Regions from separate parts of the Mus musculus genome. Here regions 2, 3, 4, 5, 6 and 7 are each linked to region 1. A link is a loop called in an ENCODE intact Hi-C map of the cell type or tissue named here. Cell type or tissue: heart. All regions are shown on one strand. Region 1 holds the start of Gm38469. Region 2 overlaps Scaf11 (SR-related CTD-associated factor 11). Region 3 has its middle 110 kb from the start of Gm41389. Region 4 holds the start of Ano6 (anoctamin 6). Region 5 overlaps Arid2 (AT rich interactive domain 2 (ARID, RFX-like)). Region 6 holds the start of Scaf11 (SR-related CTD-associated factor 11). Region 7 holds the start of Slc38a2 (solute carrier family 38, member 2).

Region 1 (4,000 bases):
GGCGCGCCGGGCCAGGAGTCGCCGACGTCCTTGGCAACGCGGTCCTTCCCCCCCCCCCACACCCCACGCGGGCTTCCCCCCCGGGTCCGCTGCATCCTCGGCGGAGGTATTCCACGGTGACGGGTCTCTCGCCTCGCGCACAAGATGGGGCCCGGGGAGCGGCCGCCCGGCGGATCCATGGGCGCCGCCATTTTGTGAGGCGCGGCGGCCGGAGCTCGGCTGTGTGTAATGGTTGCAGAGAGTGACCCCCCTCTAGGGAATCCCCGGCGCTGACGGTTACGCAAGGGGCCGTGCGCAAGTGCGGAGCGCAGGGAATCCGCACAGCCCGGCCAGCCCGGCTCGCCGCTGCCCTTGAGGCGGCGGGGGAAGGGGCGGCCGCTGGCCCAGCCCGGCTCTCCCCACCAGCGCGCCTCGCCTCGCCTCGGGCCCGGCCGGCTTCTCCTCCTCCTCCTCGGCCAGGGTCTCCGCCCCTCACAGGCTTGCGAGGCACTCACTGGTCCTCGGGTGTCAGGAATTTGCTAGCCACACCTTATCCCGACCCCACTGAAGACATAAACTTTACTTGGGAAATAAACCCGTTTCCTAGAGTGAGTACCGGAAGCACGCTCCGCTCTATTACATAATTCTCTCTTTTTTTAATATACTCCTCCCCGTCACCCGATAGGTGCTCCCATCGGAAAGACTACCTGAAATAAACCCATCCAGACTCTTACCAGCTTGTGACCTTGGGCTAGTGACTTTGCCACTGGTGGCTGTCTCTAAAATGGGAATCCTAGTAGACCAAAGGAGAAGCATGAGGCTCTCCACATTTGCAGACCGGGGAGGGCTCCAACACCCGGGTAAATGCAAATTTAAGTGGTACTAAAAAAAAAAAAAGATACAAATTTTGAATTCCCTATGTACACATTTTCTTTTTTTTTAAACTGAAAGGGAAAAACATTTTGCCCTCTTTTTCAGATACTAGTGCAAAAAAAGACCTAAGCAGTGTTATTCTCAAAGTTGGGAGGTTATTTCCCAACAGGCGCGATTACCGTTTGCGTACCTCCGGGTTCGGTGCACCAAACCGACCAAAAAAGGGAGGACGAGTGAAAAGCCTTACTCTAGCTCCACAAAAGTAGGGCAGGCAGTTTCCAGCCTATTCGATCCTACAGTTTGTCAAAGTGAGTTTACGGCCCCATCATGGACCATGTGCTCGGCGGGCTTCGTGCTAGCACGATGAAGCCCGGAGGCCAACGCCTCCCGCTAGCAACGTCTCCAGAGGGGGCGAGCGGACTCGTCCGCGGCCGCCGGGGCTGCGCCGAGCGAGCCTGCTTCTCAGTGTGGCCGGAGGCCCGGCGGGCGCCGCCGGGGACGCGAACATCGCCTCCACCCCTAAGCCCGGAACAACCGGTAGTGGCCGTTTCCCCGCGCCGCCCCCCTTTCCGCCCGCTTTGTGTGCGTGTGAAATGTGCTGCACATTGCAGATGAACCCTAAGCCGGGCGAGCCGAGTCTATTGTTCCCCGCGAGGAGCCGCCGCGACCGTGTGGAGCCAGGCGCAGTGCCGCGGCCGGCCCTCGGGGGGCGCTGTGCGGCGCTGGCGGCCCGGCCGTGGCGGCGGCAGCAGAGAACGGGAGGCTGGCGGGCAGGCAGGCAGGCCGGCGGGCGGCGCGCAGCGGCTCGGCTGCCGCCGGAGCCTGTGCCCGGGGACGCCCGGGCCGCCGCCGCCGCCGCCGCGCGTGAATGTGTGCGAGGGCCCCGCGGAGCCGCGGCCCGGATCCACGCTGTCACCCCGCTCTCCACAAGCCACCACACAGACCTCCCCCTCCCCACGCGGCCCCGCCTGCCCCGGCCCCGCCGCGCCGCCGCCGCCGCCGCCGCCGCCGCAACTCCCAGGCCTGCGGCCGCCCGGGCCCCTCGCCTCGGCTCGCCCGGCCCCCGGTCGGCTCGTGCGCCCCCCGGCCGCAGCACCATGTTGAATCGCGTCCCCGGGCCGAGCCGCCAGGGCCGGCGGCGCTGAGAGGCGGCCCAGAGCCGGGCCGCGGGAGGCGGCGAGGCAGGGTGGGGGCCGCGCTCGCCCCGCGGCTCCGCGCCCGGCCGCCCGTCGCCTGCCCCTCTAGTTTCGCTCCCGTTTCTTTAAACTTTTTTAGAAATTCCCCTCCCTCCGGCCCTGCGCTCCCCCTGGCCTCCCGCTCCCTCCTTCCCCTCCTCCTCGCCTCCTCCCCCTCCCTCCTCCCTCCCTGCGCCGCCGCCGCCGCCGCCGCCGCCGCCGCCGCCGCCACCGCCGGCCCATGACTGAGCCCCGCCACCGCCGGCCGAGGAATGGGCTCCGGGCGCTGGTAGGGAGCGCGGGGAGCGGGGGCCGCGTTTGAACCGCGATCTGGGTTTTTTCGGGAGACCTCCTTTGGCAAAATAATGGCAAACTCGACGGGGAAGGCGCCTCCGGACGAGCGGAGGAAGGGACTGGCTTTCCTGGACGAGCTGCGGCAGTTCCACCACAGCAGAGGGTGAGAGCAGGACCGGGGGGGCAGCGCCGGGGCGAGCCGGGGCGAACGGGGGCCCGCCGCGGGCGCGGGGTCCCGGTGACAAGTGCGGGGCTTTCTGTCGCCCGCAGGTCGCCGTTTAAGAAGATCCCTGCGGTGGGTGGGAAGGAGCTGGATCTTCACGGGCTCTACACCAGAGTCACTACTTTAGGCGGATTCGCGAAGGTGAGTGGAAGTTTTAATTTGTATTTCCCTCTCGCTGGCCTGCTCGGAAAAGTCTGCTCCGACCCGGGAGCAGGCGCCCGGGGTCGGGGGGGCGATCGGCGGGACACACGGCGTTCTCGGCGCTCGCAGCCGGTGGCCCACGGAGGCGGCCGGCGGCGGGGCTGTTTTCGGCCTGGTGGCTCGCGTGCGCGCGGCGGGCGCGGGGCTTGGGCGGGCGGTGCGGCCCGGCGGCGGGGAGCGCCCTGCCCGGTGTCCGGCCGGCCCCGCGGGGTCTGAGCGGCGCGGCGGGGAGCGCGGGCGAGTGGAGTGCTCGCCCGCCGCCCGCCGAGCCCGCGGCCCGCCCGCCCGCCCGCGAGTCAGCGCTGCCGCCGCCGCCGCTGCCGCTCTAGCACAGGCGGAGACACAGAGACACACAGACTCTGAGCAGTTTTCGTGCAACTCAAAATTAGCGCGGGCAGGTTTAACATCGATAATCGGCTGCGAAATGATCCCGGCGGCCGGGGGCACAGCCTCGGCCCGCTCGCCCTGGCTTTCTACAGCTAACAAAAGAAAGCAGGACCTGTCTGCAAATAGCCATCTTAGGCTTCAAGGCTAGGCAGAAGCTGTAGGCCTCAAAGAAGGGCCTATGGAGATGGATAGATCTGGGAGAGGGATCGGAGTCGGCCCCGGCCCCGGCCCCCCCAGAGCTCGCGGACGTCGCTGTCCGGAGCAGTATTGATCCTTTTGAACTTTTTTTTTTTTTTTTCTTTACTGCAAACGGACCGCGTTGAGATTTAAAAGGGGGCGACAGAGGGACTTGCGATTGGTTATTGTCCGGGCTTCAAAAACAAAACAAACCCACCAACCCCCCCCCAAAACAAAACAAGTGCTGCTAAATACAGGGCTCTCTGATGAAAACATAGTGATTCAAGCAGCCCTGGCTTAGTAACTCTCGTGGGTCGACCCCAGACACCCACTGCTCCTTAGGTGTCTACAGATCTCTGCAGAAGGGGCATTTAGCTTCCAGGTTAGGGTAGGTTTTTCTTGGATTGGGCACTTTGAGACAAGTGTGCCTGTGTTTTTAACAGGTTTCTGAGAAGAATCAGTGGGGAGAAATTGTTGAAGAGTTCAACTTTCCCAGAAGTTGTTCCAACGCTGCCTTTGCTTTAAAACAGTATTACTTGCGGTGAGTAGTGGTGACTTTTCCACAGTATTTGGAAACGAGGGACTTAGGGGCGATTAAACAACAACAAAATCTGCGCTCTAACCAGTTTTCCAATCCCTTGTTAATTGCAGTCTGAGAAGCATTTGCTGTCAATACAGTGAGATGGTAGGA
Region 2 (4,000 bases), 170 kb after region 1:
CACCAGGGCCAAAAAGGGGGAGTGGGTGGGCAGGGGAGTGGGGGTGGGTGGATATGGGGGACTTTTGGTATAGCATTGGAAATGTAAATGAGCTAAATACCTAATAAAAAATGGAAAAAAAAATGTTGGGAAAGTTAAAAAAAAAAAAAGCATAGGTCTCTTTTTATAAAATATGGAAAAACATGCCACCAGACAATAATCAAGAAAGCTGGAGTAGCTTTGTTATTAATATGAAATGTATTTTAAACTTGCTTAAAAGCTTATTTATATTGGCTTCCCTAATAATTTCAACTTTACTATTTCTATGGCAGTTTTAAGACTTTTTAAATATGTATGGATGTTTTGCCTTGTTTAAGTCTGGGCACACGTGGGTGCTGGGAATTGAACCCAGGTCCTCTGAAAAAGCAGCCAGTGCTTAAGAGCTCAGTCATCTCTCCTGCCATCTGTAACAGTTTTGAAGCAATAAAGACAATTACTGTTTCATATATCTTATTCATATTATATTATTGTCTAATTAAGTGTTCCTACAGAAATACAGTACTGCACTGAAGTCACCCTACCTAAAAAGTTCTTTCCAATAAAGCTTTCAAGTGAATAATAGCTTTCAATTTTTCTTGAAATTAGTAACATTATTATTAGTTATTCTCCACTAGAACACTAGCGTTACAAAATGTTTTCTTACAAGTTATCAGGCATACAATAGAGCTGCAACTATATTTACAATAGAATACCATATATAATTTGAGAGATTTATTGCTCTGGGAATTTTCAAAACATGTTATCTTAATAATGTTTTCATTTATTTTATTTCTTTTATACTGTGTTCGAACATAGAGCCTGTCATAGGATATAAGGACAATGTAAATTAAGGTACTGTACCCTTTCCTATACACAGTTGGAGAAATAAAATACAGAAAATGAACAAAACTGCACATGCAAAGTGCCAAATGTTTGATACAGATAAGAAGTGTCTAAGAAATCCAGAAGGGAGTAACTACTGACTAATTACAGTAAAGAAAAAAACTGTTTAAAAACATTTTCAGGGCTAATTCACTCAAATTTGCTTAAGAAGGGAATAAGTCTGGGCCAGAAGAGACAGACAGACAGACAGACAGACAGAGAATGAAGAGTACTGGTTTCTGGATGACAGTAAGAGAGCCTGATTAATACTAAGCTCGATTTAATAATATAAGAATCATGCTTTGTCCTATACCTAACAGTCAATGGAAATACTACCAACACTAGTCTTTAAAAGTCTGCATTAATGAATGCAGTGGTTCGCAACCACTGCTAGGAGGACCCTTGGATACAGTTCATGTTTAGTGACCCGCAGCCATAGTATTACTTCATTACCACATCATAACTGTAACTCTGCCACGGTTATAAATCGTAATGTAAGTATCTGATGTGCAGGCTATCTGGTATGTGACAACCTGCCCTCAAAGAAGTCACGACCCACAGGTTGAAAACGGTTGCAATGAGCGGTAAGCTAAGTACTCGCCTTACAAGCGACCTGAGCTTGATTCTCAGATTCGTGTGCTGAGTGAGTGAACTGCATTAAGCAAGAACTATTTTGAAGGTTTCTAAGGGTTCTTTCCCCTGGCATTAAACACAAACATAACGCCCTTTCCCATATGGTTAAGTCCTTATGCTTTGTCTGCTCACAGTTGAAAGTTCAGAACATATACCACAAGATACTTTTTAAGTAAAAGACAGTAAAAGTCTAAGCTCACTCACTGTTGGGGGAAAGAAAAAAGACTTGTGGAACTAGTTCCTGGTATACAAGATCCCCAACCTTTTCTTCTCTTATTCTCTATCTCACATTCAACACCCATACATCCCAACTCACCCCCAAATAGTAAGTTCTCAACATACTCAAAGCAACTGAAAAGGGGGGCTGGAGAGATGGCTCAGCTGTTAAGAGCACTGACTGCTCTTGCAGAGGTCATGAGTTCAAATCCCAGCAACCGCATGGTGGCTCACAACCACCTGTAAATCTGATGCCCTCTACTGGTGTGTCTGAAGATAGCTACAGTGTACTTATATATAATAAATAAATAAAATCTTTTAAAAAAAAAAGGCAACTGAAAAGAAAGGCTAACAGAAACTGCACTAAAGAACTCTTTCACTGACCAGATTTGAACAAGATAAATAAGTATCAAGTTGGTTAACAATCTTTAATCTCAGAATACTTTAATCTCAGAATACTTTCCTACAAAGTATTAGTTACTAAGACCTTAAGATTTTTCTAGGTTAACAGTCTAAAAAGACATTAGAATGAAATGGAAACCAGAATGCTTTTGTTACAAAATTAATAAGGAAATTGGTAAAACAATGAGGTCTGATAGTGGTACTATACCAAGATTAATTAATTATTTGACTTTGAAACCTACATTTTAATTACATAATAGAACTGGGTGCTATTAATCCCAGCACTTGGGAGACAGAGGCAGGTGGATTTTCTATGAGTTTGAGCTTGGTCTAGTGAGTTCCAGGATAGCCAGAGCTACACAGTGAGACCCTGCTTTGAGAAAACAAAAACAAATAACAACAACAACAACAACAACAACAACAGAACAGATGATAACAGAACATTTGAGATGATAAGACTGCATCTGCAACTGAATCAAATGGTTCAGATTTTAAAAATGCTTAGACTTACAACTCTTCTAAAGTTTGCGATTAAGTAACCTACAAAACATAGAACACCTAAAAGCCCTAAGTAATCGAAGCACGTTTAAAACAGAGCAATGGCTCTCAACCTGTGGGTCATAACCCTTTCAGCAAACCTCTATCTCCAAAAAACATTTATATAACAACTCATAATAGAAGCAACAAAGACAATTTTATGTTTTGGGGTCACCACAACATGAGAAACTATTAAAGGGTCACAGCATTAGAAAGCCAAAACAACAACAACAACAAAAAAAAACCATTTTAGAGTAAACATTTTCCCTTTGAGGGGTAGGGGTTGGGGGACTAGAAAGAGAATCATTATACCTGTTAAACAATGCTCCACCACTGAACTAAATCACCAACCCCTTCACTTCTACTTGTTATAAGACATTTCATATTTAGGAGATTCTCAATGACTTCTTCTATTACCACCAAGGTTCAGTCAGGTAACCATAGGTAACCACACTCTCTAGTTCCCCAATTACACCAGCCAGATTTCTTCTTGTTATCAGCAATGGAGATAGACACAGTATTTCCATCACAGAAATGTCTAGTGGACAGCAATGCTCTAACGGCTGGAAGGACAACTGACATCATGCCTATCTATGAGCCAACATTAGATGACCCTACATATAGCTCTGAAGCAGAGACTCTATCACTTAGATCAGTTAACTGCTCTAGAGGCTCAGGCCATTTCTGTAAAACAGACTAATTATCTACTACCACAAAGCTGCTGCAAGGAAAGGTAACGCATCTGCAGCACACTGGCTGGCAGCAATCACTAAGGAACATCACGTGTCTTCTATACTCTGGGTTAATCATTGTTTAAACTGATTTCAGCACTTTTAGAACTGGTCAAGCAATTACACAAACACCAATTTGGAAAAAAAAATTAAGGTCCTCCTTGGTCAATAAACCAACGTGTTTCATACTGTTCTATCTAACAAAAGTGTAATTCTTACCCAGTGTACATCCACATCCGACCTTACTAACTACACTCCCCTTGAGACACTGTGGCTTCTGTAACACCATATTCCACTCGGGCTCCTCTGACCTTCACAGTGTTCTCTGGGAGCTCACATTCTTCCAGTAAACTTTTTAAGGCCACTGTGTTTCCATTCTAGGGCATTTCCATTTTTCTTCCTAGTAATATTCCCTCCCAGGGCAATTTCACCCATATCTATTGTTTCAATGAATTGCATCTCCCCTGACTACTGCTAAAGCCCCCACACACATCTTCCCATGCACACTAGGATTGCCTCTCCTTCAAGACCTAGCACCAGAATGCTGGTTGTGTCTGTCCTACCACACCATGTATCCAACA
Region 3 (4,000 bases), 270 kb before region 1:
AAGCTGAGGCTGAGGCCTGGCTGTCTCTGCTTGGTCATGTCACCACTGTTGCTAACCTGACTCTACTGAACTGGACTGCTGGTGTATCCATGAAGTGTTTGTGAATGGATTGAGCTACCACTGCCTGCTAACCTGTGAGCTGAACTGCTGATTTCCAGACAACACAGACGGGAGTTGCTCCAAAGAACCCTTTCTAAACAAGTCCACTTTTGAATCCTTTCTTTTCCACTACTTTTGGTGGATAGTGAGCTACAAGGGAGGTTAAAGTGTTTAAGAACCATCATTAAAAATACAATTTGAGAAAATTAAAGCTACAACTTATAAAGGGACAGTTGAGCCATGTGACAATGGCAGATGACAAGTGCTGTGATCTGCTATCAGCCAGCAGGAGCCCCAAGGAAGCTAGTGACTGCATGCAACTCTGTCCTATGCTTAAAGGCCTGAGAACTCAAAGTCCCATGGCCCAGACAAGTTGTATGGAAAATTAACCACCACACAGACGTTACACAATTCCCAATAACATTGGAAGGCTTTTGTCGGTAAGGAGGAATTATTTTATCATATGTGAAAAGGAAACAGAATTAGAATAGATAAATCCAGTTTGCAAAAGGAGAACACAGTGGCAAAATATGTCCAATTCTGAGACAGTCCTCATGCCTGTGTGATGTCAGCAGTGGGAAAAGATATTATGTTGCAGATGAGCTTGCAAATTCTCCAGTGGAGTGTGAAGGAAAGTGAACTGGGGAAAAGAGAGTAAAACTATGTTTCCATTACCGCTGTAGCTCAGCAGCAGTTTCATACTCGCTTACATTACTATTATTTTAGTTTCCAACTCTCCATAACAATGACTAAAAGTAAACAAAAATAAACAGTTCTCTGTGCATAGGAAACTAAATCAGAAAGTATCTAATACTAGCTTACAGATGATTCTACTAGGCTGCTCCCAGGGACCCAGCAAGGGCTTACCTCCATTGTCAGCTAACGGCAGCACAGGGACTGCTTGCCACCCAGTTCTCTCTCTCTGTTCCCACATGTCCTCAGCCAGTGTCTGTCTGTCTGTCTGTCTGTCTCTCTCTATCTCTATCTCTCCCCCTCCCTCCTCTGCTCACCCCCACATTAAATTACCAATAACAGTGATTGCTCAAATGTAGGACTGAGATGGAAGGAAAGAGAATCTCTTCTCACTTGATAAAATGAATTTTTTATAAATATATGTATTTATAGACAGAAAGCTAGACATGATGAGAGCATCAGGGCCATTTGCTATCCTCTTAAAATCAATCTTTTTAAAAATTTGTTGATTATACATTAAATGAGTTTTTGAAATGCATACTACCTTATAGATTTTCAAATATTGCTTGAAAATTACAGGAGAATTACATAATAGGTTATTGTGAAACTAAAGCTGAGAATCTTCTTGTATAAAACTTGATCCAGATCTTCAGGTTTTCATTAGAGAATATCAGTTTCTGTGATCAACCCAGTATGTTACCACTGCACGAAAACAGGTTGGGTATTTCTAGACCAATGTGGCTGTTAATTCCTGGATCTTCTGGTTTCTTAGAACAAATACATTAATTTAAATGCCTGGGCGTGTTGTCAGATTTGCATGTTTTAAGTCATCAGAATACAAATGGGCAAATTATCTAGCGAAAATCTCAAACATTTGATGCAGCGGAGTAAACGAGCAAACTCCTTGCAGGCTCCGTCCTTAGTTTTGGTCTCTGGAAAAAGTCACTCCATTTCTATTCCCAGCCACTAGGGCTCAGTCTCTTCTCTAAGATGGGAAATGGATGCGTTGTAGAGCACGGAAGATGCACAAAGCATCCCCAGCTGATCCAGAGTGAAAGCAGAGCGTTCCATGACGATCTGTGATCTCTTAAAGACCAAACTCCCAGAAAATTTGTAGAAAGATGGGAGAGGAACCAATCAGGACAGTGTTGTTCTTCGTGTTGTTTGCTTGTTTGCTTGCTTATTTGTTTTGTCTTCTCATTCCTCCCCCCCACCCCCCCGTGGCATGATTGAGAGGAATTGTGCTAATAATATTTAAAAGAAAACACTAATTAGTTTAGGAAGATGGTGGAAGACACACAAGCACACTGTGCTAAAATCTCCAGGGAGTGAACTGCAGAAAGTTGGATAAGCCCTATCACAAGGAGGGATGTATGTGTGCAATGTCTGAAAGTATCTAGTTTAACAGCAAAGTAAAATGAGAAACTTTACAAAACAGAACAGAGGGGTGGAAATCCCCATCCATCCCAGAGAGACTAGCAGGTATGGGGGGCGGGAGGGGAAGGGTTCGCTACCCCATCACCCAGTGAACGGTAATAACCAAAGCCATGCTTAAGATGGAGAGCCTCAGGAAGCCATTCTCAGCAAGGGGCATTTAAGGGGAAAAGAGAGACAGGGAGAGACATAAGGCGTGTTCAGCTGCGAAAACAGCAGAGGTGGAAAAACTTCTCTGTGCGCTAACCTGGAGCATCATTAAGAAGCCTCCTGCTGAGCCAGCCACATGGTTACCCCAGACCCATTAAGAACCACACTCGTGTGCTCTAGGGAAACTTTGAATAAGCAGAGCCAAGAGAATTCCTCTAGACTCCAGGGAAGAAATCACGAATCTCAACTACACAGTCTTTATAAAGGTATAAACTTGGTTAGAGCCATAATCTACAGGGAATACAGAAACAGGTTCCAAACACATGCAGGATACCAGCAAGGACTGCCCAAGGAGGGGGCCAACATTGACAGTCAGACCCCTGAAGGACCACTGAGAGGTTTGACTAGCCTCTATGACCAGTGTGTGGAGGGCCACCCACTGATGGGAATTGCAACTGTACCTCTACCTTGCAAAGGACTTCCCAGAAGTGTGATCATCATCTGGGAACCTAGGAGGACACTTCAGCTTGGAGCTAGCAAACTGGCAGACTGCCTACAGACTCTTTTCTTCACACTTATTTCTCCTTTATTGAGAACTCAATGGCAGTTTACCACACCTGTTCTGTCTTATTCTCTCTCTCTCTTTTTTTTTTTATTATCTTTCCTTGCTCACATCCCCTTGGATAGGTTTACCTAAAGCACATAGTGTTGGCTAGCAAGTGCCTTGGGATAAAATATTTCATCTTGCAGGGAAGATAATTAAGACAATGTTCTAAAGAGGAGTGAAAGTTCTCTCATTCAAGGAAGCTCCTTAAAACTTAGGAAGTAAACAACTCAAAAATTTCAGGAAGTCCCTGAAACGCACCAGATACAATAGCCCCCCGCCACACACACACACACACATCCACAAGTATATATAACTAAAAGGGACTTGGGGAAAAGACTCTCTCGGATAAGCAAAACTGCCTAGAAGACACTCAGACCAGACATGCTTCCTGGAAGATCAGCTCAGCTGCCCGGAAAAGATACTCTCCAGTCTGTTGAGCTACCTGAAGGCTGCACAGTGCACTTCAAGTTTCCAGCTTTCATGAACTCATGCTGGGTTGGGGAGGTTCAGCGATGCAGCTGTCTTTGAGTCGTTTCTGTTCCTGTAAGTAACCCCTCACCCACATTTCTGTGTATAACCCCAATAGAACTCATTAGTTCACCAAGCTGGACTTCATACCGTCCTTACATTGGTCTGTCACCAGTTCCCTATCTAGGGTGAGCAGACACGCTGTCTGTCACACAACACGTAGGCCACCTTGGTTTGCCAGGTCTTTATGTCCTCAGCCTCCCGAGACCTGGAACTATTTGAGGTTACTTGGTTGTGCTTTTCTTTTTCTTAGCATTTTCTTTATTTTAGTGTTTGTGTGTGAGTGTGTATGTGTGTGTGTGTGTGTGTGTGTGTATATGTATGCCATGGTGCACATGTGAAGGTCAGAGGATGGCTTGCAGGAATACATTTTCTCCTGCCACCATGTGGGTTCCAGGGCCTGAACCCAGGTCATCAGGCTTTTCAGTGAGTGGCTTTGTACGTGGACCCACCTCACCAGCAGCTGCTGCATTCCTTTTCCCCTCCCCG
Region 4 (4,000 bases), 500 kb before region 1:
AATGCATTAATGTACCAAATGGGGTGTACTAACAATAGATGCACAGCTGGCCTAAGTAATTCAATTTCCTTGTGGCAACAGTCATGTCTACACAAAAGACCACAATGGCTCTGTAACACTTATCAAGCAAGAAGCAAAAGGCATCTATAAAATCTCTTACAATTTCCAAGTGACTCACTGAGACTTAGGTCAGAATCAAGCCCAAGAATTTTCGAGCTATAAAGTAGCTTTAGGTCGGAAGATCCAGAACTTCTACATCTGCTGAGAGAACCTAGCAGGTCAGTGATGAGACCGGGTGGGTTGGAAGAAGTGGGTGGAAAGGCCTCTGGAGGCACTTTCTGAGGTGCATATAGTAAAAGGGCCACCCCAACACTGGCTATCTGTGGTTGCAGACAAGATGCTCACCTATCGGGCGGTCAGGTGAAACAGTGGCAGTAACTCCTAGGCAGAGATGAAGCGACCACTGTAAAAACTTTTAGTACCGGACTCAGCGGACTCAGCGCACGAAAATCGCCATGGCTAAATGAAGATGGAAACTTCCTCCTGCAACCCACACACCTCTGGAACCGAGAGTTCACTAAAGCCTTCCCTTCCCTTCTCAGTTCCCAGTCTGTCCTGAAGCCGAGTTTTGCTTCAGAGTCCCCCTGCTTCGGCCTCTGGAGGGCTGGCATTATAGGTCATAACTGGTATTACAGGTCGCAGATGGCATTTCAGGCCATAGGGGTCATTGCTAGCATTACTGGTCCCGGCCTCTCTTCCTCTCTCTCCCTCTCATAGTCTCCTCATCTTCTCAAGATCTCCAGAGTTCTGCACTTACTTTTCATGTTACAAGTAGTCTTCTTTGGTAAAAACCGGAGCTTAAGGAGCAAGGAGAGCGTCTCCTGGACGTTTTCTCTAATTTGTACTGTCCTTTAGTGCATATTCGTGATTAAATTCCTGCGTTATTATTGATCGCAATGTTTTTTCCCTTCAAGTGAGAACATTAACTATGAGGTTGGGACTATAGATAAGTGGAGAGTACTCCCTTAGCACGCCAGGGGTGCTGGGCTGGACTCCTAGCATCTGAGAGGCGAAAGAGGAAAAGGGTAAGAATATAAAAGAATAAAACACACAGTGGATGTAGTAGTGTCTTGTCATTGAACATTGACTAGGAACGGGCTCAGGAGGCAAGTGCTTCTCCAGGGAGTGAGCGACAACCCGGGCACTGCAGGGAAGCCACCATTCACCAGCGTCCTTGAGAGCAGCTGTGCAGACCCAAGGACTTGGTACTCCCGCCGCATCTGCGCCCCAGTCCTTGGGTTGTCAGGGCGGCATTCCTTCACTCTCTACCGTCATTTCCCCCTTTCGTTTCTTTGTCCTTCCTGGTACTACAGTTTCCCATATTGTCTTATTAAAGAGTTTACACGTAGCTATGGCGTGTTTTGTTCGGCCTAGTTCCGGGGCTTGGAGGGCACCCCGCGACCACTCCCCGCATGTGCTCCTTCGGGCGGGGGCACAGGGGCTCTCCGTGCGCACGTGTGTCGTTTTCCTCCCCCACACTAAGCGGGCACCTTGCAACGTCTCGTCATTCTGCAGATTAAAGACCCTCGTGAGCTCATAGAAGCCGGCCTGCCTCTGCGGCTGCAGCGCTCCCCGCAGGCGCGGCGCGGCTCGCCCGGCTTCTGCCACTCCCCTTCCCCCAACCCCCCCAGCCCGACTTCCTCCCAGGCTCCTCGCAGCCGGGGCGGTTTGATCTGGGGCGGGAGCGGCGGCGTCCCTCTGGGCATGCTCAGTCGCAGGCTGAGCAGCGCCTGCTGAAGCAGAGCGCGGGCGGAGCGCAGCGGGGCAGTGCCGAGAGGGCAGAGCGGAGCTTGCGGCCCGAGCCGAGCGGAGCCGAGCGGAGCCGAGAGCAGCCGAGTGACGGTCTCCGGGAGACATGCAGATGATGACTAGGAAGGTCCTGCTGAACATGGAGCTGGAGGAGGACGACGATGAGGATGGAGACATTGGTGAGTGCCGGAACCGGGGCCAGGGCAAGGGGGATCCGGGGCGGACGCCTCTGCGCGGAAGCCGAACCTCCCAAGCAACTTCGGGTCTTTTTCCTGCGTCCGCTCCGGGCGGTGTTTTGGGGGCCCCTGCTCCCGGGTTCACGACACACCTGAGCCGGATTCTCCGAGGCCACAGGCTGCGCCGCTGCACCAGCCCGCAGAGACACAAACAAAAGGGCTGGAGCCGCGGGCGCGGGGCAGGGACGCGGGGCGACGCCGGGCGGAGGACCGTGGCACGTTTCCATCAGGCCTCCTGGATGTCAAAATGTTCCCTCTCAAGGCCTCCAAACACTTTACAAAGTAAATTTAGGAGTTGGGTGTGGCTTTTCCTTCCTTTCAGGTTTTGCTCACAGACCAATCAAAGGAATTTGGTAACTCCCAGGTCTAGACGAACTTGGGAATTCCACGCCGCGATTTAGCCTTGGCCTTTCATTGTGACAGCGGTTTATCAGGCACTCCTCTTTGTGGAGAGAGCAAATAGTATTCCTTTTTAAGGAGAGGAGAAAAGTGTGCCCAGGTTAGCCTTCCTGGAGCCTCACACTGTCAAGTAGAAGTTTCTGATTTCCCAGAGTTGAGCAAGTTAAGGCTCTGCACCTGGCGGCTGATTGGGTAAAGGATGTAGGATGCTCTTGTCTCATGAGACTGAACAGTTAAGTGACCGTTTACATAAAATACCACCCACGGGAGCAGCGTTAAAAAGTTACACTCGTATTAGCACAGTTAGTTTCTTAGGGAAATATTCTTGTCTGTCATAGTGAGGCACTCAAGTGAGATCCAGCCGGAATAGAAATTGACATAAGCAAGAGGCTCTGAGTGTAAGCCCTTGCTGCCCTCAGATTTCAATTTAGAAAGAAAATCTAATTTGGTCTAGCCTCTGTTACATGATAGGCATCATAGGTTGTCTTCAGACCCTGCCAGTAGGCTGGCTTTGCTTTTACTGACCCATGTAATTCATGCTTGTTCCACGAAGTAAAACAGCCGATGTAGTTAACTACCTCTGCCTCTTCTTACTGTAGCCTCCAGTATTTAGATTCATACTTTAGATAGCAGACAGCCTGTTTGGACAGGCAACGTTTAAGCAGGTCCTGGCAATTTTTGGTTGTCCTTTATTGAATTATGAATTTCATGTGGATCATAGTTATGTTTTTGTCCCAGACGTTTTACCAAACCTATGAACGTTTATGTTACTACAGAATTATAAGCCTTCTTGAAGGTTTACTGAAGTAGGTTGATAGACTATTATGAACTAATTCTAAATCCAACAGTGGGAGAGGAGGCGCTGGTGAAATGGAGGACTGCAATTGAAACCTCTGCCTCCAATCTTGTAGTGTTAAAGCTCTTGGTTAGTCTCTCTCTTCGGGACTCCTCACTAGAGGGAGCGTTGTATAGTTGTTTAAAGCATAATCAGCGCCCATGTTAATTTCTGTTAAATTTTGCTTAGCTTTAAAATTCAGAGCAGGAAAGTTACTTTGACACGAGGCCCCAACGTCATCTAAGGCAAACCTCAAACAACGAAAGTAAACCATTTTAAAGTAGAAGATGTATCACGGAGGTGTTCCACCCGCGTGTGTGAAGCCGAGTCTTCTGGGAGGCCGGGTTGCCCGGCTTTATAAACAGTTACTTCAGGTTGTTGCTCGGTACTTAGAGAACTAACTCTGGCCGTTGTTCAATATTTAGGTACCGCTTTAGGTGCAGGAGTAGCCTCCTTGCCTGGCATGAACCCACATGGAGAATTGAAAATGGTATCTTTCCCATGGTTGTCTTCCTTGTTAAGTCGTGACCATCGGAAGTAACCCAAAAGGTGCAGTGATGAGTGAACCCATGGGGCACAGTTTTTTGTTTTTTGTTTTTTTGTTTTTTTTCTTTTCTTAAAAACTTGCTCAATTTTACCAAGGAGCCACAGAAGTCCTGTGTGGGCAGCGGTTGCAGAAGTGCCCTGGTGGAGATGGCTGTAACTGCAAGTCTCGGAAATG
Region 5 (4,000 bases), 65 kb after region 1:
AAGCTGACTATAAACTGTGTTTAAAAAACAAAAACACCTGGGCTCAGAGGGACAGAGTGTTAGGGAAGACAGGACCCTTTCGGTGGAGTCTGCTACATTTCCCGAAGTCACTGTAGTCAGTCCATAAAGAATGTCAGAAATGTTGTAAATTCTGTCTGTCATTCCTAACATGATATTAAAAGACTTTTTTCATTCAAGTGGCATTATCATAGAAATTTCTGTAGCTGCAAAGAGATGATTTATATTAGGAAGTAATTCATTTGAAACTCTAGTAGAGAGATTGGAATAGAGCTGCTGCAGTTTCTAGTTGTCAAGAGTTCTGGGAAGATGAGCTAGGGGTACATGTAACAGTGTCTTAGCATTTGGCCTCCTCAGAGCAAGAGATATTTATCAAGATTGTAAGTATTTACAAAAACTACAGTTGTGTCATGCATTTCTGTAGTCAGTCATTGGTCTTAGTGCTGAGGGCTAATGGTAGCCCTTTGATTTCAGCAGTGCAGCGTCTTCTGTTTTATTCTCATGTCTATTTCTAAAGTTTCAGTCACGTTAGGTTTGCCTCTGTTTCGCGCAAAGATTCAGTAACTGAAGAAATAGAGGCTCTTCTTAATATCTCCTATCTCCACTGGGAGAGGCTTTATTATTACATACCTGCAGTATGTACATGACTGCAGTGAGGCAGGAAGAGTGAATGGAAAGCAAACCTTCACATGTGCTGTTAGTACCGCCTTCAGCTTTCTGCCTTAGCTTCCCTGGACGACGCCCTACACGCTGTAAGCTGAAGTAAACCCCTCCCCTCTCAGACTGCTTTTGGTCATACTAGTTTATCACAGTAATAGAAAGCAAGCTAACTCTCTGTTTATTGCTTTGGTTGTGAGGCAGGGTTTTGCTCTGCAGCCTTGCTTGACTCAAGGTTATTCTCTTCCTACCTCAGTCTCCCAAGTGTGAGGTTATCGCAGTATGTCACCACACCCCGCAGTTTACTTGTACACGTTATAGTCCCTAGCTCTGTCTAATCAGCATGCATTCATTAACTTTGTCTAACGGAAACACTTTGCCTGTGAGTGATGTGGCTTTGGCGTTTTTGGAAGCCTGTGCTGGAATTCTGGTGGAGCTAGATATCCTTAGAAGCAAAATGGCTGAGAGCGACATGCTGTAGAAGCCATCCATCAACCTGTTAGAGCGTCCCGTCTGTGAGATAGTGCATCTGCGTGGTTATGACGGGACTCGAGACAGCTGTCTCAGATGTATCCTATTTGGCAAAGTCTGCACAAGGGATACTTACAGAAGCAGCAGCTAGGAGCTTTCTCCTCGGATTGCAGAGTGTGTGGTTCACACTGAAAACATTGAGAACAATGTTTAGGAATTTTGAGGTGCTTTTTATTTTGATAGGAAGAGATACTGCAACTTGATGACACTACTATACCAGTGATCAAGGTTATCACCAATATGAAAGCCCTTCCTTGATGACTAAGTTGTCAGCAGGAAAGTTGAGGAAACGCTGTTGTGGTTTTTTTTTGGTGTGTGTATGTATGTGTCTGTCTGTCTGTCTTTCTGTGTGTCTGTGAAAAACCTATGTCAAAATAAAAAATTACCTAATGATAAATTTCAAAGTTTTTATATAGGGATGAGGCCTAAATAAAGGATTCAAGGTCAGAGTCCTTGCTTGGCACAGGGAAGGCCTGGGTTCCTTTTTTAGTATCATGCACGTAATCAGCCCTAGATGTGGGAGCACACACCAGAGCTCTAGCAGGCTAAGTCAGGGTGACCCTGAGTTGGAATCCGGTCTGTGCTGCGGACAAAGTCAGATCTTCAAAACAAAAAACAAAAATCAGGGGCCAGGAAGATAAGTCAGTGGTTAAAGTGCTTGCCGTTCAGCCATGAAGGCTAGAGTTTAGAATCCCCAGAAACCCACAAAAATACATGGCAGCTCAACCCCAGGAGACCAATGGGCTCTCTAGGTGTGTAGATAAGCTCTGGGTTTAATTGAAAGACTCTTTCTGAAGTGAAAACTTATGGGTTCTTTAGAAAGTCAGTTGTTGGGGCAAACATGTGAAGGAGTGTTTTCCTGAAGTGGACACAGGTGAAAGGCTAAGGCAGACTCATGACAGAATGTTTAACTGAAGCAGACACAGGAGAGAGGATGTTCTGCTAAAGCAAGCACGTAAAAGGACATGTGATGAAAGATTCTTTGCTGACGAAACACATGTATTGGTCCGCCTTACATTGCGTAGTTGAGCTCCATTTGTCAGGACTCCACAGAGAAGCGCACCAAGAAACTTCTGGTGGTGTGCTGATGACTTCTTGCTGCTTCCGTGGACTCGGGCTGATTGGCAGAGTGATGTGAGCTGAGACAAACGAAAGTGCTGAGGGAAGACGCACGGAGGAGACGTGAAGCTTGGAGGGGATATAAAAAGGACTTGACCATGGACCTGGTGAAGGAGGCCGAGCTTGGCTTGCTGGTAGAGATGGCTGAACAACATTGGTCTCAAATCTTCCCTGATCCTCACTTTGCTGACAGCCGAGAACTCCTGGTGTTTCTGCTGGTCCCTCCTGCTGACTCTTGCTGAGGCTGAGGCCTGGCTGTCTCTGCTAGGTCCTGCCACCACTGCTGTTTCATGACTACCGCCTTCTAACCTATGAATTGAACGGCTGATTTCACACAACACAGATGGGAGTTGCTCCAAAGAACCTTTCTAAACAAGTCCACTTCTCCCCCAACCCCTGTATCCTCTCTTTTCCACTACCTCTGGTGAGTGGTGAGCTACAAGGAAGGTTAAAGTATTTAAGAACCATCATTAGAAGTAGGTTTTGAAAAATTAAAGTTACATCTTGGTCGGTGACTAAGTGGCTAAGAATGATAGTGATTTTTACCACCACCCTCAGGCCTCCGTATACCACCTGCATATACAAACACATATATACAAACATATATACAAACACATATATACAAACACATATACACAAACATATACACAAACACAGCACTGTCACACCCTGAGAGCACGGGTGTCTGAATTTTCCCAAGATCATTGACTCTTTTCCCCAGTAAATATAATAACAGAAAATGTTGAGAAGTTTCTGTTTTGAGCATGGATTATTGAACACGGATACTGACATTTTTCTTTGAATTTTGCATACATATTAAAGGTTTATATAAGTGGGTGAAGATTGCTGACAAGCAAATGTGGGCAGGGCTTTGTGCACGTTAGACAAGTGTTAAATGGCTGTACACTCAGCTCTTTCCTAACCTTAAGTATGTGTGAAAACCTATATAAGACAACTCATTAAAATGAATAGAACCTACTGTTTTAGAGCTAGTCACTGTCATACTGATTGTTGACAAGTGTCCCATAATCCAACAGACACTTGGATGGCAATTGCAGTCATTGCCAACATTACCAGAAAGACTACCCCATGGAATCCCGCAAGGGACAAGGGACATACATAGCCTTCTGGGAGGACCCTCTCTTTTCTCTACATTGAAAATAGAAAGAAACGGTTGCCTCAAATCTTACTTTGTTGACAGCTATACACTTCAGTAAATTTTAAATCAAGATTCTTAAAAATAAATTGTCCTGAGATCATATGGCTGCCTGGGCTGCAGAACGGAGGCATTCAAACCTGTGGGCATAGTTTTGTTAATGAGCCTACATTTTAGGAGTTGTCCAGCTTGGTTTGAAACACATAGGATGGAATAGGCCTCCTGTCCCTGGCTTTTCAGTACTTGGGTTATGGGTATGTACCACTCGTTCCATCTGACTCTGTCTCTGCCATGGACATGTGGGGCTTAGATTATAAACTGAAACAGTCAGTCCTCCTCCCATGTGCAATCCAGGAATCCAAGCTCAAGTCATGAGCCTTACCCACTGAGCGGTCTCTCTCATCTGGATCTCAGTGTCCTTACTTTCTCACACGCTCTCTTGAGAAGCCTTCACCAAGCCTAATATGATTAAAGATCCTTGGAATTTGTCGGCTGTATGATAGCAGAGTTTACTGTAGA
Region 6 (4,000 bases), 170 kb after region 1:
CAATTTTTCTTTTTTGTCTATTTGGGCAAAAAATAAAAAATAAACCAACAATAACAACAAGAAAACTACTTTTTCCTTCTGTTTTAAATAATAATAAAATGGTTAAGCCAAGTGCCAAAGCAGAGGGGGAGGTGGGGGTGGAAACATGGTGTGGAGAGACAGAATTACCCAATAAAATTTTATTAAAAATACCGGTTAAATGAAAGGGCTAAGAATCTATTGCCTTCACTGTTGTGGGGCTGCGGCAAATAAATCATACATGAGTTATCTTTTCCTTGAAAAATGAAAAAAAACGTACTTATTGATATACTTTCCCCAAAATTCAGAGAAAACTGCCCAAACTGGGGGAAATTTGAATACTACCATATCTTAGTCAAGGCATACTAAAAAACTTTCTCGTCAGTTTTCGTTAGTTCGCTGCTAGTATATAAGGATGGTAGCCAAAATGTAATCCAAAATGAATGAGAAGCAGCCGCGGTTTTACGTAGTACGATCAGCATGTAAAACTTGCATTCTGTATTGTTTACTACCTCACACACGCAGATGATTAGCCGGACTACCGGAATACGATACTGTACAGATCAACGCATGGGGAGTGTAGGTCACCATTTCAATCTGGGACTGTTGCCCTCAATTGCAACCAGGTGTCTTTTAAATTAAATTCTTCGAGATCCGTGCGGAAGACGAGCGTGCATTGGCCAATCTTCTAATCGGTACTCAGTCCCCGGCTCTAAGGCGGGGTTGAGCGGGGCTGAGTTTCGATCTCCCGGCCGGTTGGACCGCGGGCAGCCCGGGCAGCGGGTTTTAAAAACGACGGCGGGGGTGGGGAGGCGGCCGCCGAGGGAGGGAGGGAGAGGCCGAGGCCAGGCGCCGGCCAGCGCTTCCTCGTTCAGGCGCCGGGGAGGTCACAGCCTAGTGAAGTTTGGTTTCACAAGCGGGACCCGGAGGCTCGGGGACGAACGCGAACTCCACGGGAAAGCGGGCCAGCCTGGGAGCGCCCGGAAGCACGGCCGACACGTTCCCACTGCGGGTGGGGGAGCTGCGGGCCGGGCCTGGAGCCCCTTCCTGCCTCGGCCGAGGCCCCGCAGCCCGCGCCGCCCCGCTCTGCTCCTAGGCCCCGCGCGCGCCCAAACTGGACCTCCGCCCCGCGCCGCCCGGGGCCGCGGCTCCCAACTTTGCTCGCAGCGAAAGACACCGCCCGAGCCGCGCGCGAGCCCCAAACTTTGCCCGCCCGCCCGGCCCGCGCCCCCGCCGCGCCGCGCTGCGCTGCGCCCCGGGGCGCCTCGTCCGCTCTCTCCGGCCCGCCGTGTTTACCTGAGGCCGAGGTCCCGCGGCCGCGCCGGCGCAGGAGGCCCGGTCTCCGTCAGTCCGCCGCTAAGTTCTGCACCATGGACTCCTCCGGCCGCTCGGAAGCGCGCGCGGCCCGCGGGCTGGCTCGGACGGCCGGGTCGGGAGCACGCAGGCAGCCACGCAGCAGGAGACCCGGGCAGGCGGCGCTAGCTCCGCGCCGCTTGCGCCACCGCCGCTCCCCTCCCCCGCCGTGTCTGGCGGCTCCCTCCCTTTCTCCCTCCCTCCTTCCGCGGGGCTCAGCCGCGCCGCCACAGGTCGGCGCACTGTGGTGACGACGCGGGCGGGCGGGCGGGCGGGCGGCTGGACCCGCCGCACGCTACCTGCTCGCGGGCGCTGCCGTACTCCCCCGGACCTCCAGGGGGCGCCCGCGAGCCGCGACGGACGGACGGACGTGGTGGGCGGGGCACGCCGCCCGGCTGGAGAGCGGGAGCTCCGGCGTCTGCGAGTGGCCGGGGCTTCTGGGAAACATTCTTCTTGCCCCGCCCTCTTGCCGCTCGGAGCGCTACGCGCACGCGCCGTGCTCAGTCCTCGCTCCACCCCTTTCCCCCTCATCCCCACCCCCGCCCCTGCGCCCTGGCCGCGCTCTCTCTGGTCGTGGCCTTTCCTGGCAGGCTCCGTGGGCGACAATAAAGATGTTTTGGAGAGACTGCAGTCCCGAGAAGAACTCGTGCGTAGTTGGCACGGATGAAGTACTCCGCCCGCTGCACGTGCGCGGCGGCCTGCCAGCCCGGGACACACTCCCACGCCCTAAGCCCGCGTCCCCGAGGCTAGCCGAGCCTGGCTGGCTTTAAGTGCTTCCACTTTCAGTCACTCTGCGATGTCCTCCTGCCCTGCAGCGCCCTCGGATCTTTTGTTTCACCTCGGAGGTGTCTTTACAGGCTTTTCGTCAGGCGCTGGCTTTTTCACCCCCTGCTCCACGCTCTAGCTTTTCCTAGTTGTCCTCTTGCAATCCACGCTGTCGCCTGGCCACCCCAACCCAGGCTGTTCCCTCCCTACCTCCAGCCCAGCAGCGTCCCCTGCCCTCCTCTCTGATCCTGTCGCTTCCCTGGCATCTTCATCCTGTGCTACTTGGCTGTTCAGTGCCCGTCACGTCACACCGAAGTTTGGGATGATGTCTCGTTAAGCTCTTCACAGAGCCGAGCACCAGCAAGGGACTGGGTAAATAACCGCTTAGGAATGCAATGAATGGCAGCCTTGTCTCTCCCAGTGTCAGTGAGCTATCTTCATAGGTTTGGAAATGTGGTGTTCCTGTGTGCAAGTATTTCGCAGTGATTTAGAGGTGTTAAAATACTTTGTTCTGATGAAACAAGACTTTCTGAGGGACCTTTCTCTTGTAATGACGACGAATGAAGCTGGTGATTAAGAAAACCTAAAAACCTGTTGAAACTGTTGTGTGACAGAATCAAGTCAAAGGCACTGTTAACCATCCTGCAGAGATAAAGTTTAGCTTTCCTGTGTACACTCGGGGTCCAGAATTCACCCTAGAGAATTTTATCAGTAAGAGCAATTCCCGGTGAAGATGTGATATTCTTTTGTATGTATTTTATTTTGTTTTTAATGCAGAGTCTCACTGTGCAGACCGATCCTCAAACTCCACATCTCCTACTTCAAATTTATTGCTCTACCTTTTGTGTTCGCAACATTTAAAATTCACTCTGTAGCCATCGTGCTGGGTAACAGAGCACGAGAAAAGGCTCCTCCTGCCTAACTGCCCTTTGACCACCTCCCGCCCCCATCCACCTCCCCCTCCACACACACAATACTTACCTAACAGAAACGAAGGTGCATTGTAATATAGGCTGTTTCTTGTTCCCCAAGAGAGAGACCCTGCCTATTTCTATATATGGTGTTCTCCTCTTTACTGTGTTTGCATGATAAGAATGTGTTTTGTTTCCTTTTTTTTTTTTTAAATTTATCAGAGAGGGTAAATATAAAACAGATGGATAATGTCGATGGCATACCTGTTAATACTTTAGACTCATTTATAATCATAAACAAGTGAGGGCTAGGGAGGTGGCTCATTAAGTGCTTACCACACAAGCATGAGGACCTGAGGTTGACTCCCCAGAACCCACAGAAAGTTGGGCACCATAGCAGGCATCCGTAATTCCAGGGCTTTCACGGAGAGACAACAGGAGAGACCTCTGAAGCTAGCCTGCTGTCAGAGACAACAGACCCTACCTGTAGAGTGTAGAAGGCAAGAATTGATACCCAAGGTTGTCCTCTGACCCCACTTGTGCACTGTGGGACACACACTTTCACGAGTACACCACAACAGAGAAGTACCCCATGAACAAACATGTACATACAGAGAGCATTTTAGTTTATTTTTTATGTATATGGGTATTTTGCTTACATGTATGTCTGCACCACATTCTTGCAGTGCCCATGGAGGCCAGAAGAGGAAGACAAGGTGTCTGGGGCTGGACTTCCAGGTGGAGTTATGAACCAGGTTGTTGTTGCTGATACTCAAACCTAGCTCATCTGGAAGAGAAATGCTAATAACTGACCTGAACTATCTCTCCAGTCTCCCTCCCCCTCCCCCCCAAAAGAGATTTGCTAAGATCTACAAATGGTGCACATAAAAATACCTTCATTGAAATTCTCAATTGTGTTGCAGTTTCTCGGGCAACCATCCTTTCACAGTGTG
Region 7 (4,000 bases), 410 kb after region 1:
GAGAAAAACCAGCTTCGGGCAAGTCAGATTTGAAATCTAAAAGTAACACTATTCTTTGACTCCATAAAGCCAAGCACATAACAGTACTGTTAACTTACAAAGTCTGTTTCGTACTTCTTCTTCCCCAAATTTGATTCAAGTAAAAAGTTCTGGTTTTCGGGATCCACGTCGGCATAATGGCTGCAAACACATAATTTTTTTTTTTTTTAAAAAGGCCGTTGTAACCCAACTGAAAGATACGAAAACTATAGTTTACATCATGTAAAGCCCTTCAGTTCTGCTTAAGTTAATGCATGAACTAGGTGTTCTCGAAGGTAATACCATCTGTCATGCAGTAACAACCGGGTAATTTAGCAGGCTACTCTCTCCGGGGCTGTGAGCCAGGGGAGACCGAGGCTTCGGGTGAGCCTTCTGGTTCCTGGGTGTGCGCGTTAGCCTGTAACCGATGAGCAATCCCTCCAGCCCCGAGGCACCCGTGTGTGCAAGCTGGCTTTTTTTTTTTAATTTGCAAAGCACATTTCTTTTTCCCACCTTTTCAGAGCAGCCTGCTTGGTGGGGTATGAGTAGTTGAAGTCACTGTTGGAGCTGTAACTGCTGCTGTCCTCATCCGGGGAGATGTTGAACCTTCCCATTTCGGTCTTCTTCATGCTGCTCGGGAGGGACGGACGGTGTGCGGCTCGCTCGCGGCGCGGGCTTCCTTTTGTCCTTGGCGGCGCACTGGCCCTCGAGGCTGCCTGCGAAGGTAGAAGGCGGCGCGTCAGGACTGCGGCGCGCGCCCGCCCGCCCCCCCCCCGTACCACGTGACGCCGCCGAGCGGCGCAGCGCGGCTGATTCATCCCCCGCCAGGCGAGTGGAAAAGTACCAGGCGAGCGAGGGGCGGGGGCGCGGCGAGGGGCGGAAAAGTACCGACGGCGGGGCCGCGAGAACAAAGATGCGCCCGCCGAGGCGCCCCTCCAGCCGCCCCGGCGCTGAGCCCGGTCCCCCTGCCCCAGCCGGGGCTTGTTTACAGGGCGCACGCCGAGCCTAGCCTCCGGCAAGCCGGGGACTGCCCCGGGTACCCGGTCACCCGCCCCTCCTCTACCCCGGGAGGAACTGATGCAATACCGAGGGGCGATTGATTGTCAAGCCCTCGCGCGGTTCGCCTTGCCCCACGCCCGGACCGGACGATTATTTTCGAGGCACAAGACCCGATTGCAAGCAGCCGAGCGGCCCGTGCGCGATTCCCCCTTCCCCCTAACGGGAGGCTGTGGCCGGGTGGCCGCAAGCCCCCGCTCCCGCCGCCGGCGCCGCCCGCGTCCCCGCCGCCGCCCCTCCCCCGCCTCACCTCGGTGCTCTCCCTGCGAGCTGGCCCACCTCACGGCAGCGTCTCCCGTGGGCTGTCTCGGTCACACACCAGAATTGTAAAACGAGGGAAAAAATGTAACAGTGACGGAGTCCTTTTCTTTTATTTTTTTTAATAAAAAATTTTTAAAATTTCCCCGTAATCCAACAACAGGCAGAAGAGGTGGATTTTTTTTTCCTCTTTAATTATTAAAGAAAAATGAAAAAAAAGAGCGGGGAATGGCGATCACGATCCTCCGGCGGAGATTGAGGGGTAGCGGCGCGGGCGACGGCGTGGCGCGGTGTGGAGCAGCTTCCCGAGCGCGAGTTATAGCGGCGGGGCGCCGCGTCAGTGGGCGGGGCGCGGGCGTTCGCCTTTGTGTATCAACAGCACCTGGGCTCCGCCTCCCTCCCGGTTGCCCCGCACCCCGAATCGGGGGGCCAGCCGCACCCCGCTTCCCCGCGGCTCGGGGCACTGCAGCCCCGTGGGTGGCCGCCACCCGCGGCTGCTGTAATTACGGAGCCGGATCCCTTAGATTCCCTCCCAGCCCGGTCTCCAACGCTGCGTTTCGGGGACGCAGCCGGCGAGTGTGCAGTACCCTACCCTCCCAGCCCCCCCCCCCATAACCATTCCCAGCCCGTGACTTAAGATTTGATTTACGTGAAGGGTTTTTTTTTTTTTTTTTCTCCCGCAGAACTTGGGCGGGCGCTGCCACGCTGCCCAGAGGGCCGGTTTGTGTTCTCGATCTTTCCACCTAGATGTGCTTTCACTCTCCAGTGCTAGCCTGGTGGTGAATGAGAGGCGGCTCGCAGTTGCGTGTCGGCATAGACTTTTGGGTTGCACGTGCCACAGCGTACTAGGGAGGGTTTGCGTTTGACCAGCAAGCCAGACACACCTTTAATAAAAGAACCTCGGGCTGGGTTCTTCCGAGGCCGCCCAGGGGCGCCCTGTTCCCTCTTGGTGGACACTTTCCCTCCTGCTACCACCCCACCCCTGGTGCTAGCGTCTCCCCGGGCTTCCAGCGAGAGCGCCCTCGTTGGAATGTAGGCCTGGAGCTTTCTCTACAGCCCAGATCCCTCGGTGGTGCTTTTGGTCTTGCAGAGCCGGGCGGCTCAGGGGGACCCCTAGACGAGAATATTCGGTGCTGCCGGAATGGCGAGGGCCCTTCCCTTTCGGTTGAACAAAGACCCCCGAGGAGAGCGAAATGCTGGTTGAATGAAAGAATAAACAAACGAGTTTGACCTGGTGCTCTCTTCCTTTGGGGGACGTGGGAGAGATTGGGCTGGGCATAGAGGAAAGGGTTGGGTGTGATCACACTTTTTTGCCTTCAATGTTTTCCTGAGGAAATCTGCAACACTGCCTATTTCCGTGGCACGAAAGTCTTGGGGTACCTTCAGCCCGTGTCAGTGTTCATGATTGACAGGGCAGGACCCTATTTCCCCTTTACACACTGTGTTCTTCATCCTAAACCTCTGGTCCGGTCAGCCATACTTAAACAATAGCCTTAGAATGAATGCTGCACGTCCCCTCGCCCCTCTCAAGGGCGGTGGTCACTCTAGACCTAAGGAGCCAGGAACGCCTTTTTTCGGCTTGCCTATAATTAATGCTCCCCTCCTCAGTCCTACTTTTGCAGTTCTGTTTTCTAAACCATGTGGTGTCCGGACTTCATAAACCTGTGCTGTCTTGCACAGTCCTCAGATTGTTCGAATTTGTTTGTAGTCTTGTATCGACAGTCTCCCCATGGAGACCGAACTCTCCTCAGAGGGGAGGTTAGGAATCTGACATATAATCGTAGCTAAAAAAGTCTTGATTACCTTACCCCGCCCCCCTCCCAACTGCACACCCTAGTAACATCGGATAAACTCCTGTCAGGAAACGCTTGGTGGTGGACTCAGGAATCCTGGGAAATTCCTTTCTATCAGGTTTCAACTGATAAAACTCAAAAGATCTTAAACCACTTTTTCATTCTAGGTAAATCTCTTGCCCTGTTAGAGGTATTCAGGAAGTTCTGTAGGTTATTGGTTATGGCTGCAATTTGGAATACAATTAGACCTATTGTCCTTTGGACTTTTTCCATGGTTCATACTGCAGGATAGTTAAGGAGAGAGGTGGGGAGGGAGAGAAGGACTGAGGGGAAGGGAGAGGAGAGGAGAGGAGGGAGAGGGAGAGGGAGAGGGAGAGGGAGAGGGAGAGGGAGAGGGAGAGGGAGAGGGAGAGGGAGAGGGAGAGGGAGAGGGAGAGGGAGAGGGAGAGGGAGAGGGGAGAGGGAGGGAGAGGGGAGGGAGAGGGAGAGGAGAGGGAGAGGGGAGAGGGGAGGGAAAGGGAGAGGGGAGGGGAGAGGAATAGATTTGGAGGCTTGTAATCTTTATCTGAATTTCCGGATGGTCAGAAACTGAATAGTACGTGACAATAACAATGCAAAGCAAAAAGGTGATTTTTCTATCACCACTTTGATTCTTCCCAGTAGTGAATCGAAAATGCGCGTTACTAGGCCTGGAGAGATGACTCAGTGGGTAAGAGCGCTGGCTGCTCTTCCAGAGGCCTCAGGTTCAGTTCTCAGCAGCAACATGGCAGCTCACTACTGTGCCCTAACCTGGTGAACAGGGAGACACAACTCTATCCCAGACACACTTACTCTATTAATGGCACGTCCTTCTAAAGCGGCCTGGTTTGTGTAGC

What was found. A loop is a pair of places that touch in the nucleus more often than their neighbours do. Peaks named below come from ENCODE experiments on the same cell type or tissue, not always from the same donor. Only the 100,000 strongest peaks of a DNase experiment are listed, where the experiment ranks them.
Region 2: a loop joins it to region 1, with 4 times the contacts of the local background. A loop is called at or near these places in 11 of 42 quality-filtered maps.
Region 3: it touches region 1 in a loop (2.0-fold over the local background); 10 of 42 quality-filtered maps call a loop at or near these places.
Region 4: it touches region 1 in a loop (2.3-fold over the local background); 17 of 42 quality-filtered maps call a loop at or near these places.
Region 5: it touches region 1 in a loop (2.1-fold over the local background); 2 of 42 quality-filtered maps call a loop at or near these places.
Region 6: it touches region 1 in a loop (5-fold over the local background); 11 of 42 quality-filtered maps call a loop at or near these places.
Region 7: it touches region 1 in a loop (10-fold over the local background); 5 of 42 quality-filtered maps call a loop at or near these places.

The regions. Positions count from the first base shown.
Region 1 is chr15:96,285,303-96,289,302 of GRCm38, forward strand. Gm38469 reads right to left here and starts at 2,096. Exons shown (of 3, transcript XM_011245785.3): 1 at 714-2,096. The coding sequence starts at 1,951. The coding sequence ends at 1,208. Arid2 (AT rich interactive domain 2 (ARID, RFX-like)) reads left to right here and starts at 2,220. Exons shown (of 21, transcript NM_175251.4): 1 at 2,220-2,484; 2 at 2,592-2,685; 3 at 3,753-3,850. The coding sequence starts at 2,393. In heart, a CTCF peak has its summit at 1,506; DNase peaks (open chromatin) are centred at 339, 1,449, 2,329, 2,459 and 2 weaker places; H3K4me3 peaks cover 4,000 bases; H3K27ac peaks cover 4,000 bases.
Region 2 is chr15:96,452,593-96,456,592 of GRCm38, forward strand. The region is part of intron 1 of Scaf11 (SR-related CTD-associated factor 11); the gene reads right to left. All of the region lies in intron 1 of Gm41408, which reads left to right. Among named protein-coding and RNA genes, the nearest start is that of Gm41408, 2.7 kb to the left of the region's middle. In heart, a CTCF peak has its summit at 1,998 (motif pointing left); no DNase peak of the experiment used is centred here.
Region 3 is chr15:96,019,935-96,023,934 of GRCm38, forward strand. No RefSeq gene overlaps it. Among named protein-coding and RNA genes, the nearest start is that of Gm41389, 110 kb to the left of the region's middle. In heart, a CTCF peak has its summit at 1,754; no DNase peak of the experiment used is centred here.
Region 4 is chr15:95,789,069-95,793,068 of GRCm38, forward strand. It overlaps Ano6 (anoctamin 6), which reads left to right and starts at 1,775. Exons shown (of 20, transcript NM_175344.4): 1 at 1,775-1,988. The coding sequence starts at 1,916. The region is part of intron 1 of A130051J06Rik (a long non-coding RNA gene); the gene reads right to left. In heart, CTCF peaks have their summits at 1,614, 1,817, 2,656 and 3,973; a DNase peak (open chromatin) is centred at 1,783; H3K4me3 peaks cover 2,670 bases; H3K27ac peaks cover 2,181 bases.
Region 5 is chr15:96,350,436-96,354,435 of GRCm38, forward strand. All of the region lies in intron 4 of Arid2 (AT rich interactive domain 2 (ARID, RFX-like)), which reads left to right. Among named protein-coding and RNA genes, the nearest start is that of Arid2, 65 kb to the left of the region's middle. In heart, no CTCF peak of the experiment used is centred here; no DNase peak of the experiment used is centred here.
Region 6 is chr15:96,459,288-96,463,287 of GRCm38, forward strand. Scaf11 (SR-related CTD-associated factor 11) reads right to left here and starts at 1,556. Exons shown (of 15, transcript NM_028148.2): 1 at 1,315-1,556. It overlaps Gm41408, which reads left to right. Exons shown (of 2, transcript XM_030248866.1): 2 at 757-3,959. The coding sequence ends at 1,622. In heart, a CTCF peak has its summit at 1,725 (motif pointing right); DNase peaks (open chromatin) are centred at 954 and 1,874; H3K4me3 peaks cover 3,148 bases; H3K27ac peaks cover 3,103 bases.
Region 7 is chr15:96,698,084-96,702,083 of GRCm38, forward strand. Slc38a2 (solute carrier family 38, member 2) reads right to left here and starts at 1,645. Exons shown (of 16, transcript NM_175121.4): 1 at 1,325-1,645; 2 at 532-734; 3 at 99-180. The coding sequence starts at 647. In heart, a CTCF peak has its summit at 2,265; DNase peaks (open chromatin) are centred at 828, 938, 1,668 and 2,208; H3K4me3 peaks cover 3,124 bases; H3K27ac peaks cover 3,104 bases.